2 separate regions of the Homo sapiens genome follow, and region 2 is linked to region 1. Evidence: read pairs that join two places in POLR2A ChIA-PET (ENCODE). Cell type or tissue: Panc1. All regions are shown on one strand. Each heading gives the region's core, and the rest is flanking DNA. Links, peaks and the distances in the headings are about the cores only. Region 1 overlaps LINC00673 (long intergenic non-protein coding RNA 673). Region 2 overlaps LINC00511 (long intergenic non-protein coding RNA 511).

Region 1 (6,375 bases), core at 861-5,860:
AATGGTAAATTTTATGTTATGTATATTTTACCACAATTAAGAGTAAATAAATGTTTTAATCCACCTTCTTCCCAATATGGTGAGAAGCAGAAAGAGACTCCTTCAATAGATACCATTTCAAAGTTATGCTGCCTCTCAGTCCATAGCCCTAGGAACCCAAACAAAAAGACAAGGGGTCAACATAAAGGGCATTCAGGGGTCCCCAGCGGGCCTCCCCAGCATCCTGGGACTCTACTTCCTCCAGGGGAAGGTAAATAAAATCAGCTGATCAACCAATCAGCTCACTGGAAAGCAGGAAACAGAAGGACTCTCTAAAATCAGCCCAGATTGCTACACAGGAATTGTCCAAAGTCCAAAAAGTTGCCACTCTTTAAAGGAGGCAGAGGAGAATACATAAAAACCAAGAAGGAAGAAACAATAAAGGTGAGGTAGAGAAGGACTCCAATGCAACCAAAAAGAAGGCTTCTAGCCTGAGACCTGGCTACCAGGGGCAGAACCCAGGTCGGAGGCTTCTCTGGCATTTTCTTTCCTGCTGGGTAGGCAGGAGTTCTCTCCAGAGGAACACATAGCTTTAGCCCCTCTTTGAAAAATTTGCTCCAAGAAAAAGAAAACACGTTTAACCAGAGATACAGGATAGAAAGGGCGGCCAGCTCTTAAAACATGGGCCATAAATGTGCTTGGAGGTTGGTTTTGCCCTTAAAGGAAATAAAATTTATGGTTTGTCAGATAACTAGAAAGAAAAGCCCTCAGAGTGGAAATCTGGCCAGATAAAAGTCTACGAATGAATAGGAAGTTTTCTTAAAATGCAGTGCTTAAATATTTCAGTGAGAAAAAGATCTTAGGATCTACCAAGTTGGTTTTTGTTTTTCTTTTTCTTTTTCTTTTTTTTTTTTTTGAGACAGTCTCACTCTGTTGCCCAGGCTGGAGTCCAGCAGCGCAATCTCAGCTCACTGCAACCTCTGCCTCCTGGGTTCAAGCAATTCTCCTGCCTCAGCCTCCCAAGCAGCTTGGATTACAGGCATGTGCCACCACGCTCAGCTAATTTTTGTATTTTTAGTAGAGACAGCGTTTCGCCATGTTGGCCAGGTTGATCTCGAACTCCTGGCCTCAAGTGATCCACCTGCCTCAGCCTCCCAAAGTGCCGGGATTACAGGTGTGAACCACCATGCCTGCCCAGCATTTTTAACTCAAACCAAACCTAGAAAAACCTCCACAAGCAAATATCCCTTCTTTTCTTGTCACGTGGGCTTGTCTTTGACCCTTAGCTGTGGGAGAGTAAACCTTCCCTTTACAATATTAACAATCTCCATATTGTGGTTACCTAGGGGAGAAGGCGGGAGGGAACTGCTGACTGACAGGTGACAAGATGGCAGCTTCCAGACTGACGGCAATGTTCAATGGTATCCTGGTTTGGATGGTGGTTCCGTGGATGTGTACATACGTAAAAATTCATTGAGCTGTCCCTAAGATTTGTGTACTTTATAAACATTATTCTTCAGCAAAAAGCGCACACATACATACATACATACATAATTTTTAAATTGCCACAGGTTTATGTTGTGCCCAACTGGAGCCAAGTTGGTTGTAAAAAGGGGCCCCAATCACAGTGAGTTCATTCACCTGCACTCCCACCTCCTCTCCGAATCCGCCACACGGTTATGGAAGCTGGCTCCACCGACGAGCCCTCTGGATAAAGGAGAATAATGGAAACTCAGTCCGAGGAGCTTATTTCCCGTTTGGAGGGGTTTTGCAAGGCAGCAGATTGAAACTAATGACAAAAGTAACTGAGATTCTTGCCAATCAAGCTCTCCCTGAATCGTGCTGAAATCTGTCACTCAAGAGCTTCTATGAGGTTGTCTCATTCCTGCATTACAGAATAACATGGAACAAAGATTCTCTTGCCATGGCAGCCTTTCAGACACCAAAATTAGTTGTTATTCTCAGTCACCTCTCATCCAGGCTATTCATTCATTCAACACACAAGATTTATCAAATCTGACAACTATTTCTACATAGTATGGTTTTCAGATCCTCTCACTGTCCTGGCTCCATATATGCCCTTTTTTATAAGGGCACTGTTGCATTGGTGAGGACACCACCCTCATGACCCAATTGCCTCCCAGAGGCCACATCTCCTAATACCATCACATTGGGGATTAGGTTTTAAGGCATGAGTTTTGGGGGAGACATAAACATTCAGACCATAGCATTGAGCAACTGTAAAGAACTATTAAAAGTGTGCGCGGCCAGGCGTAGTGGCTCATGCCTTTAATCCCAGCACTTTGGGAGGCCGAGGTGGGCAGATCACCTGAGGTCAGGAGTTCGAGACCAGCCTGACCAACATGGAGAAACCCCCTCTCCACTAAAAATACAAAAAATTAGCCAGGCCTGATGGTGCATGCCTGTAATCCCAGCTATTCGGGAGGCTGAGGCAGGAGAATCACTTGAACCCGGGAGGTGGAGGTTGCAGTGAGCCGAGATCACGCCACTGCACTCCAGCCTGGGCAACAAGAGTGAAACTCATCTCAAAAAAAGAAAAGAAAAAAGAAAAAAAAGTGTGAGCAAGGTAAGCAGATACCCCTTCTCCATCCTATCAATGTCACCACCATCCTCCTGCCACTCAATTAGGAAGTGTCTTCTCAGCCTTGTCCACTCTCCTCCTCCTCCCCTCTCCCTGTAGTCCCCACTGGTCTTGTTCCTTCTTCCTGTAAGGAATTTAACACTTTCATTTATGGAGTCATCATCCTTGGGATGGGTCGCCGCCAGCCCTTGGGGCATTGCAAGCTCGTGTCTGATACAGATTCCCAGCTCTGGCTCGTGACTGACAGGGTCAGAGTCTGGGATGAGGTTCAGAGTTGGTGCTGTGAGTAGGCACCGAGAGGAAACGCGGGCTAGGGCTGGCACTGCTGTTAGAGGCTGCCAGGTCTCACTGGGCAGCTTGACTCGCCATTCTAACCTGTGAGGTGCTCCCATCTCCTCGTTTCTCCCACCCCATGTCCACCTCCCTGGAAGGCACCAGCCTTGTTGCATAAAGGGAGCACGATGCTGCAAGCTTAGTGCTCCAGGACGTGGGTTCCTACTAAGCTCTCCTCATGCCGCACTCCATTTTCTCATCATCTCTGACTGCCCCTCACCACCTATCATGCTATTCATTCATTCATTCTGTGCCTCTTCAGCTCAGAGACATTCATCTGGTCTTCTCTGCCGCCTCTTCCCTGCATGCCACCCTGAACCCCAGCGAGGTTTTCAAATGGTTTCCTGGCTGTTACCACCCCAGACAACTCATGGAGAAGCAGCCATCTCAATTCTCCGCCTGTCCCCGGGGTGGCCACTCTCCTGGAGGCTACAACCTGGACCTTTCTGTCAAGGCCAGTCTCCTTCTTGTCACCTCATGTTGTCCCTGGCCCCATGGTTCACCCGCATCATCCCTCCTCCTTGGAGACCTGATACAGCCCACACCAGCCACCCATCAGCTGGTGATGCCCTCCTTGTATGCCCATAGCATCCCCCGGGGCCATTCTCGACTCACACTGCATGCTGTCTCTCCCAGCACTACCTAGAGGCTTCTACTCTGCCCCCATGACAACCATCATCCCAATAATAGCTGATACACACTGAGTGCACAGAAGTACCAGACACTGTCCCAAACATCAATTAATTCTTAACTCATTTAATTCTCTGCAGTGTATGTGCTCATTATTTTTAGTCTGCCCATTTTACAGATGAGGAAACTGAGGCACAGAGAGGTTCAGTAACTTGCCTAAAGGTACATGGCTAAATGTCTAGATGGTCAACTCCTTGAGGAGTACGGTGTATGTGTGTATGGGTGTGGGTGTATGTGTCTTCTGACTTTTCCAGGTATCTTCTATAATATTTCATTCATTCAATCGGCATTCATTCAACTTCTTTTTTAGTATTTATTCTTGTTTGAAGGATGGAAAATAACAATGGATAGATGTAGGCTTGCAGTGTACCATCCTGGGTTATTACCCCTGGCTCTGTTTCAGTCTAGGTGACGCTGATGACTTTTTCACTCTCCTGGAAGCCTATTATAAATGGTGATGACGTGGCCTACCTCTCAGGTTGCCCTGGTATCCCCATACCTGCTCACCAAGCTCACTCCCAACTCCAACCCCCCACCCCCCTACACACACACAGGCCTTCCGCTAGCCTTATAAACCGACAAGTATCATCCATAAGGAAACTACATAAAAAGATCAATAGTCTGTCTTTGAGGCCTATACCACATTACCTTGCAACATCAAAATCAGGGTTTATCCTTAAAGTTAGCACAAGGAAAAGACACCCACTGGGGAAAGGGAGGCCCAGGGGTAGCCCTGGAGCTGGGACCAGGATATCCCCAGGCCTAACGCACTGTCTCCCCTGCTAACCACAAGATGGCATGGTGCAGAAACCCAGAGAGCAAAGGTGCCAGGCTCTTCCCGGAGCTGCTATTTCTCCTAAAGACTTGGTCTCCAAAGGAGATCTGCACGCCTCATTTGTTGCACAAAATAGAAAGAGCAGCCCTCATGTTTCAGTCTAAGGCATTCATTTGCGGTTTTTATTTATAGTCCTGCATATATTTGTGCACACATAGATACACCAGCCAGGAAGTGCAGGTCCAGGTACACACTTACACACACACACACACACACACACTCTCTCTCTCTCTCTCTCTCTCGGAAAATCAAGATTTATTTGTATGTACATACAGCCCAGTTAAAGATAAGTCCATTCACAGTCCCTAAAAGAAAAAAAACTATTAAGCTTCACATTTTCAATTCCAAAACCACTCTAAAAATAAACCGCTCATCAACTCAATCGACTTTCAAAGTCACACAAATTAGTGTGGATAGTAAAAATTCTAATAGCTTACTCCTTTTGCTCTTAATTAACCTAAGAATTTGGAAAATGGAGGGAAAACAAGAGAACATCCAGCCTCAAAAATTTGTTCCCGAAGCAGCCTTTCTCTAAAAGTATGACAGTATCTCTCTTGGTCTCTGCTCTGTTATTTAGGAATCGCCTGCAATCCATGCAACCCACTAAGTGAAAATTCAACCACTTGGTAGTTCGTGCATCTTGTTCAGATAACCTCGCAGGAGAGGGGATGAGGGACAGACAAAATATTCCTAATGATATGATGGATTTATTGCTGTAGACCCAGAGGCATCAGAATATGCCAAGAGATGCACCAGATTAGATGGTCCTTTGTACTTCAAAATATCACCTCCCCGCTAGCCCAAAGAAAATCCACAGAAAACAAACACCATTGATATTCAAGTAACTGTCTCTCCACATATTTGTTTCTTTCTTCATTTTGATGATCTTCCAGTACATCACCTCCTGGCCTCTCCCTTCTTCCTATCTCTGTCCTTACAAAAGAAACGCCAAGTCCTCTCCTTCCGCCCACATACCAACTTTATGAAAAAATCCCTGGCTGGAGCTATCTGGGGCACATAATCTAAGAACAAAGCCTGCAATAATGTTGCAGGTTGCAGCCCATGCTTTATCCAAAGGGTGGGAACATTTCTGTTGAGCACACAGAGGCCAACCGGGAGAAAAAGAAAATGCCATCTGGCTGGCAAGGGTTTATGTCTGTACCCACAGCTTAACAGAGGGGAAGCCAGCAAAGGGAGTACCCTTTGTAATTTCTTGAGGGATATTTGAGTTTAGAACAAGAGGGCAGTAAAACAAGAGTCTGCAATGCTATCATTTCATGGTGGAAGAGGTTGCAGCATTCCCAGGAATTTTGAGCATGAATAAAGGACACTTCCAAGAAATTTCCAGGCTGGGAAGAAATGTCCAGGCCAAAGCTCTAGAGCTCTCGGGAGTATAAGCTCACTTCTGTGTCAGAACTGTCCCCAGCCCGGGCGTGGTGGCTCAAGCCTGTAATTCTAGCACTTTGGGAGGCCGAAGCAGGCAGATCACGAGGTCAGGAGTTCAAGACCAGCCTGGCCAACGTAGTGAAACCACATCTCTACTGAAAATACAAAAATGAGCCAGGTGTGGTGGTGCATGCCTGTAGTCCCAGCTACTCGGGAGGCTGAGGCAGGAGAATGGCTTGAATTCGGTAGGCGGAGGTTGCAGTGAGCCAAGATCGCGCCACTGCACTCCAGCCTGGGCAACAGAGCAAGACTCCGTCTCAAAAACAAAAACAAACACAAACCATCCTCAGAGGGTGTTTCATGTTAAAATTTGAAGAGCATTTCAAGGAAGACAATGACGTAGGCATCTTGGTTAGAAATCTCACCCTCAGCCTCCCCTTTAAAAATCACCCACCCTGGCCTCCTCCATCCCTCAATACCATTCCCAATAAAGCAACCGCTATAGACTCCCAGATATGTAGCCAAATTCCTTCTGAGGGGTCATTAGCCT
Region 2 (6,375 bases), core at 704-5,703, 70 kb after region 1:
ATGGTGGGGCCACGAGAGAAGGACATAGAAACCAACTGAAAGAGCTCTTAATCGCCAAAGTGGGGGAACCATTTGAACAACAACTTAAGTAAAGTGGTATTAGATTATAACCAAAGTAATAAAAAAATTCATGAGTTCATATTGATATAATTAGGTGATTGGAAAAATAAATACACAGAGGAAAAGAAATCTGTGCAGAAGAATTTCAAAAAATGTATGTAAATACACTGCCCTCCAGGAAGTGGAGTATAACTCCCCATTTCTTAAGCGTTGGCTGCACACAGTGACCCCAACTGAGAGATGGTCTACAAAACACCTCATCAATAACCCTCAAAACTGTCAAGTTCGCCAAAACCCAGGAGAGTCTGAGAAACTGTCACAGCTCAGAGAAGGCTGAGGCTTGATGACTGAACGTGGTCTTCTGGATGGAATCCTGGACCAGAAAAGGGACATTAGGTAAAACTAAGGAAATCTGATAAAGTGTGGGACTTTAGTCAATAGTAATGTACCAATATTGATTCATAATTGTTACAAATGTGCCATGTTAATGTAAGATGTAATAATAAGGGAAATTGAGTGTGGTTGTATTAGTTTGTTCTCACGCTGCTGATAAAGACATACCCAAGACTGGGTAATTTATAAAGAAAAGGAGGTTTAATGGACTCACAGTTCCATGTGGCTGGGGAGGCCTCACAATCATGGTGGAAGGCAAAGGAGGAGCAAGGTCACGTCTTACATGGTGGCAGCAAGAAAAAATGAGAGCCAAGCGGAAGAGAAAACCCCTTACAAAACCATCAGAGACTTATTCACTACCAGGAGGACAGTATGGGGGAAACCACCCCCATGATTCAATTATCTCCTACTGGGTCACTCCCACAACACGTGGGAATTATGGGAGCTACAGTTCAAGATGAGATTTGGGTGGGGACACAGCCAAACCATATCAGTGGGTATATGGGAACTCTCTGTACTATTTTTGCAATGGCTCTGTAAATCTATTCTAAAATTGAGATGTTATTTTAAAAGTTACATATGTATTTAATATAAATATGCATATATATGGTGATAAAAATAATTGCAATATCAACCCTCTCTCGTGTATCAAATTTTCTCCTTTTTTGAGTAGATTCATGGCTCTCTATTCTGTTCCACTGGTCAGTTTTTCTAACTCTGTACCATTATCATGGTGTCTTAATTCTAATACTTTTTTTTTTTTTTTAAGATAGAATCTCGCTCTGTCCCCCAGGCTGGAGTGCAGTGCCATGATCTTGGCTCACTGAAACCTCTGCCTCCCAGGCTCAAGGGATTCTCCTGCCTCAGCCTCCCGAGTAGCTGGGACTACAGACGTGTGCCACTGTGCCTGGCTAATATTTATATTTTTAGTAGAGATGGGGTTTTGCTGTGTTGGCCAGGCTGGTCTGGAACTCCTGACCTCAGGTGATCTGCCCACCTTGGCCTCCCAAAGTGCTGGGATTACAGGCGTGAGCTGCCAGGCAAAGCCCATTCATTTCTTACACCTTATTTGGAACTTCTCTCACTTTGTCTTCTTCAAGAGTTTTTAACTATTCATAGACCTCTACATTTACAATTAAATTTAAAATGAGCATATTACATTTCAGGTGAAAATAAATGAAAATTGCGGAGGAAAAATAACTTCAGAAGCCCCTCGTTGCCCACAAATTCACATATAAACTCAACAGCCTGGCATCAATGCCTTCTGCAGCCTAACCTTAATCTACTTTTTCAATCTTTTCTCCTGTGCTCCCCAACAACCCCTGTCCTGTGCTCCAGGAAAACTGGAATATTTAATATTTCCAAAAAGACCTCAATTCCTCTAGTCCTCACTGTGGCTTCCAGAGCCTCCTCTATCCAGAAGGCCCTTTGCCTCTGCTTATGGAGTTTTGTACTCTTCCTCTATCTGCTTTTTGGGGGCAGCTCACACACCACCTCTTCCATGAAGACTTCCCAGATCCCCAGTAACTGAGAGAACTCCATTAAACCACCAAGCACTCTGAGTCCCTTTCTAAAGTAAGTTTCTTGAGGTCTTCCATTTTATTCCCCTTTGTCACGATCCTCCCGTCTCCACCATTTAAAGTATTGCACATAGTTGAGGCTTATTAGGTATTTTGAAATTAACTATGGCACTTGGATCAGAGTTCTTGGTGCCAGCATACACTTGTCTTCACGGGTAGGACCAATACCATCATAGGTGCTGGTCTTTTCAGAGAGCTTGCTGGGTGCCAGACACTGTCCTGAACCTTTACAATGTATCTCATCATATAATCTCCCAAGAAGCCAACAGTAGGTACTATGATTAACTCTATTTTAGAAACAAAGAAATCGAAACTGAGAGCAATGAAGCACCTTGCTTAATGTTGCAGACGAAATAGAAAGGCCAGGGTAAAAATGCAGACTCCTCTCTCAGAAACTTCATCCTACTCCACAGTTTCAGTTAACGTGTCTATAAATTTCCCAGCAGCAAGGACTGGATCTTTTTACATTGTTGTACCCGCTGCACCGAGGATTGTTCCAGGAAGAGTAAATGCTCTGCACAAGCTGATGTAAGAATGTGGCTGAACAGGTGTAAAGCACCCAGCACACTGCCTTGCCCATTACAGGCACTAAATAAATGTTAGGGATCTTAGTAAGCCTACCTGTGCTGCTGTCCTTCCTTCTGCCCCCTCCCTACCCTGCCTGGGCTCTTCCATTGCCCATCCCACTCCCCCATGTGTGAAAGGTGTGGCTTAGGTATTGGATAGAGCCGATAGAGAATCTTTCCACCATCACAGAACATTCTATTGGACAGGACTGCAACAGCAGCATCGCCTGAGACTTCATTAAAAATGGAAGACTTCATACTGTCCACCGAGCATCAGAATCTGCACCTGCTGATGCACATTATTTTTATTCTTAATTTTGCAAGTGGATATAAATATACATAGTCAGCCCCCTGTGTCCATAGTTCTGCACCTGTGGATTCAACCAACTGCAGATCAAAAACATTCCAGAAAAAAAAATCCACAAAGTTCCAAAAAGCAAGACTTAAATTTTCTTCACACCAAGTACTACATTGAATCCACATGAATGAAGTGATGCACAGGCGTTGTGTTAGGCATTATAAGTAATCTAGAGATTATTTAAAGTATATAGGAAGAGGGGAGTAGGTTATATGCAAACACTAAGCCATTTATGTCAGGAACTTGAGCATCCTTGGATTCTGGTATCCACAGGGCATCCTGGAACCAATCCCCCATGGATACTAAGGGTCAACTGTACCTAATTTTAGAATTATTTTTAAATTAGCAAGTCAAAACCCCCTGGACAGAGTGTTTTAAACAAATCAAATGATATCCTATATCTGGTCTTGCAACACTCTTTTTTTTTTTTCTCTGAGCTATGTGTTGTGCAGAATTTTCATAAATCTAGCAGTTCAAGGGAGCTATAGCATTAGGGAATCATTTGACACAAAATAAATTTTAAAGGAAGTTCACAGCTGGCCTGATGCCCCACATTGAGCGAATGCCTCAGATCACAGGATATGCATATCAGTTGGTTAAAATATGCAGATACACTTGGTATCGATATCCAAAAATATCAAAGGGAGGTTTGCACAAGGAGAGAGCCAAAGCACTGTGGCATGTTTGAGAGGTGAGAGGGCATGCCAGTGGGATCTAATTATAAATCCCAGGCTGCTGAGGTTTTCATGCTTGACACAGAGATTAAAATAACTCAAAAACAAACAGTCACAGATTTCAGCCAAAAACACGCTGTTCTTTAGTGGAATAGTTACTCCAGAGCTTCCAAGAAATTTCAGAAGGTGTGAGCCAGTCCATTCAATTTTCAAACAATTCGAAGAGTGAGTCCTCATGCCTATAATCACGTGAGGGGATCGTCAGAGCTCAGACCTTTCTTTCCATGTCACGAGATGATCCAGTTTTTTTCTCCATCCTCTTCTTCTCCCCTCAATAATAAATGATAAAAAGCATTCATTGAGCACTTACTAAATGTTCAGCTCTGTGCTAAGCACTTATAAACCTATAATGCTCACTGAAACCCTAAGAGATAGGAAAGATGATTATTGCTGTGTTACAGATAAGACAGCAGAGGCTCAGAGTAACTTGCACAGGGTCACGCAGCCCTTTCCGCCATCTTCCTCCTTCCTTCCTCCTGGCTTCATCAAATGGACTCATCCTTCTTTGCCTCCAGGGGACATCTCATCTCTTGAGTCCCTACATTCTAACTCTTACTTACCTCTACCATGCCATTAAAAGTGTCCTCTCAGCTGGGCGCAGTGGCTCACGCCTGTAATCCCAGCACTTTGGGAGGACGAAGAGGGTGGATCACTTGAGGTCAGGAGTTCGAGACCAGCCTGGCCAACATGATGAAACCCTGTCTCTACTAAAAATATGAAAATTAGCCAGACATGGTGGTGCATGTCTGTAGTCCCAGCTACTTGGGAGGCTGAGGCAGGAGAATCGCTTAAACCCGGGAGGCGGAGGTTGCAGTGAGCCGAGATCGCACCATTGCACTCCAACCTGGGCGACAGCGTGAGCCTCCATGTCAAAACAAAAATGAAAACAAAAACAAACAAACAAAAAAACCAGTCTCTTCTCTAGGGTCCCAGAAACCTGCTAACCACTAACCACCGAATCCAGGGTGCTGGTTCTAGCCTTCTTAGTTTTGTTCTCTGCAGTTTCTTTTCCCAAAATCCCCTTTTCCCATGGCTTTTGCCATTGTGTGCCAGGCACGAGGTCTCTGCCCACTGACTATGCTCCCTTCCCGCCCCCTACCTATAGGATGCATCCCAGGCTCCAGTCCTGAGCTGTCCCCAGGTCTCCTTTCTTCAGTACCTTGCTCCCTCTCATACCCAATCCTGCCAACGAAGTGGTTGGCTCGATTCCAGGTCTGCTTTCCTGACTGCCCATCAGACATGTCTACACCAGCTGAAACCCAGGCTGTCTAAGAACAAGCATCTATAACTACCCACTGATGATGCCCCACCCAATGGCCCCTTGCTACCAAATTGCCCTGCAGCCACAGTGGACAATTCCAGCAAGTGGCCACCTCCTGCCTCAGCCACCTGTGACTCTTGTTTTTTTCTTTCTTTTATTTTTCTTGCTGTTCTTTGGCCTTGTTTAGTTCCTTGCAGAAGCATCTCAGAAGTGCCAGGGGTTTACCCTGTCTAAGGACAACCCTCAAGGAAGGGAGTCATTAGATAAATATTCCATCTTTTTCATCCTTCGATTGGGCAATTTTGGTTTTTTTTGTTTTTGTTTTTGTTTTTGTTTTTGTTTTTGTTTTGAGACAGGGTCTCTGTCACCCATCACCCAGGCTGGAGTGCAGTGGTACAATCTTAGCTCACTGAAACCTTGAATTTCTGGGCTCAAGTGATCCTCCCACCTCAGCCTCCCAAGTAGTGGGACTAGGGACTACAGGCACATGCCACCACACTTAGCTAACTTCAAAATTTGTCTTGTAGAGATGAGGTCTTGCTATGTTGCCCAGGTTAGTCTCTAACTTCTGGCTTCAGGGGATCCTCCCGGCTCAGCCTCCCAAAGTGCTGGGATTACAGGTGTGAGCCACTGCACCTGGCCTGATTTGGCACTTCTGAAGTTTATTTTATTGAGTTGCTTGGAGGGTCCCCAGTGAGATTCAGCCCTGTATGCCCACAGCATAACCTCTCATTCGCCACCCTTTATTGACTTTTCTCCCTCCCAATTCTCTCTCTTTGTTCTTCCAAAGATAAACTCACAAATCCAGTTACACACAAACGTTTCTCTGCCTCGAGAAGAATCCAAAATAAGATACCAATCACAAATCATTTTTTTTTCCTGCTGGATTCTTTGCTGAGGCCTGTGATTTTTCTAAGTCTCCCAGACATCAGGGTTCCAAGCTTAGACACATTCTGTATTCTTTTGCTCCATCCCCTTCACCCTTCTGAGTGTTTGTGACTCATGGCTTTCAAATGTCTAATATTTCCATTATTCCATTCTTCCCAGCCTGGTGCAGGTCCTACAACCTCACACTGTGATGACCCCACCACCACCACCGTTGCTCACACCATCCCATCTGCCAGAAATGCTTTTCGGACTTTGCTGGGCTTGTCCTTGCAGAGTGCCTCTTGTGTGCCCTGCCTTGTGCCAGGCAGGTACTTCAGACTCCTGGGATGACCTTCCTTCCCAACCCACCCCCGCGATGGCTGTCTTCTCAGAACTTCCCTTACATTATCATGTACTCCATTCATCTGACATTGAGATATACTGTCTTTCACCAGTGGTTGTTAAGATGTGTACATTTCTGGCTCCTCCCATTAATTTTAAGTGTTCTGGGATCAAGGAGTATATCACATATGCTTTCTTGCTTGCTTTTTTTTTT

The links. Peaks named below come from ENCODE experiments on the same cell type or tissue, not always from the same donor. Only the 100,000 strongest peaks of a DNase experiment are listed, where the experiment ranks them.
Region 2: POLR2A ChIA-PET joins it to region 1 with 11 read pairs; 4 of 35 experiments call an interaction of 5 or more read pairs at or near these places.

Annotation. Positions count from the first base shown.
Region 1 is chr17:72,525,152-72,531,526 of GRCh38, forward strand. All of the region lies in intron 1 of LINC00673 (long intergenic non-protein coding RNA 673), which reads right to left. Among named protein-coding and RNA genes, the nearest start is that of LINC00673, 64 kb to the right of the region's middle. In Panc1, for the core only: no CTCF peak of the experiment used is centred there; no DNase peak of the experiment used is centred there; H3K27ac peaks cover 4,533 bases.
Region 2 is chr17:72,595,184-72,601,558 of GRCh38, forward strand. It overlaps LINC00511 (long intergenic non-protein coding RNA 511), which reads right to left. Exons shown (of 5, transcript NR_033876.1): 5 at 2,858-3,961. Among named protein-coding and RNA genes, the nearest start is that of LINC00673, 5.6 kb to the left of the region's middle. RefSeq lists an enhancer at 2,370-2,419. In Panc1, for the core only: no CTCF peak of the experiment used is centred there; no DNase peak of the experiment used is centred there; H3K4me3 peaks cover 827 bases; H3K27ac peaks cover 1,600 bases.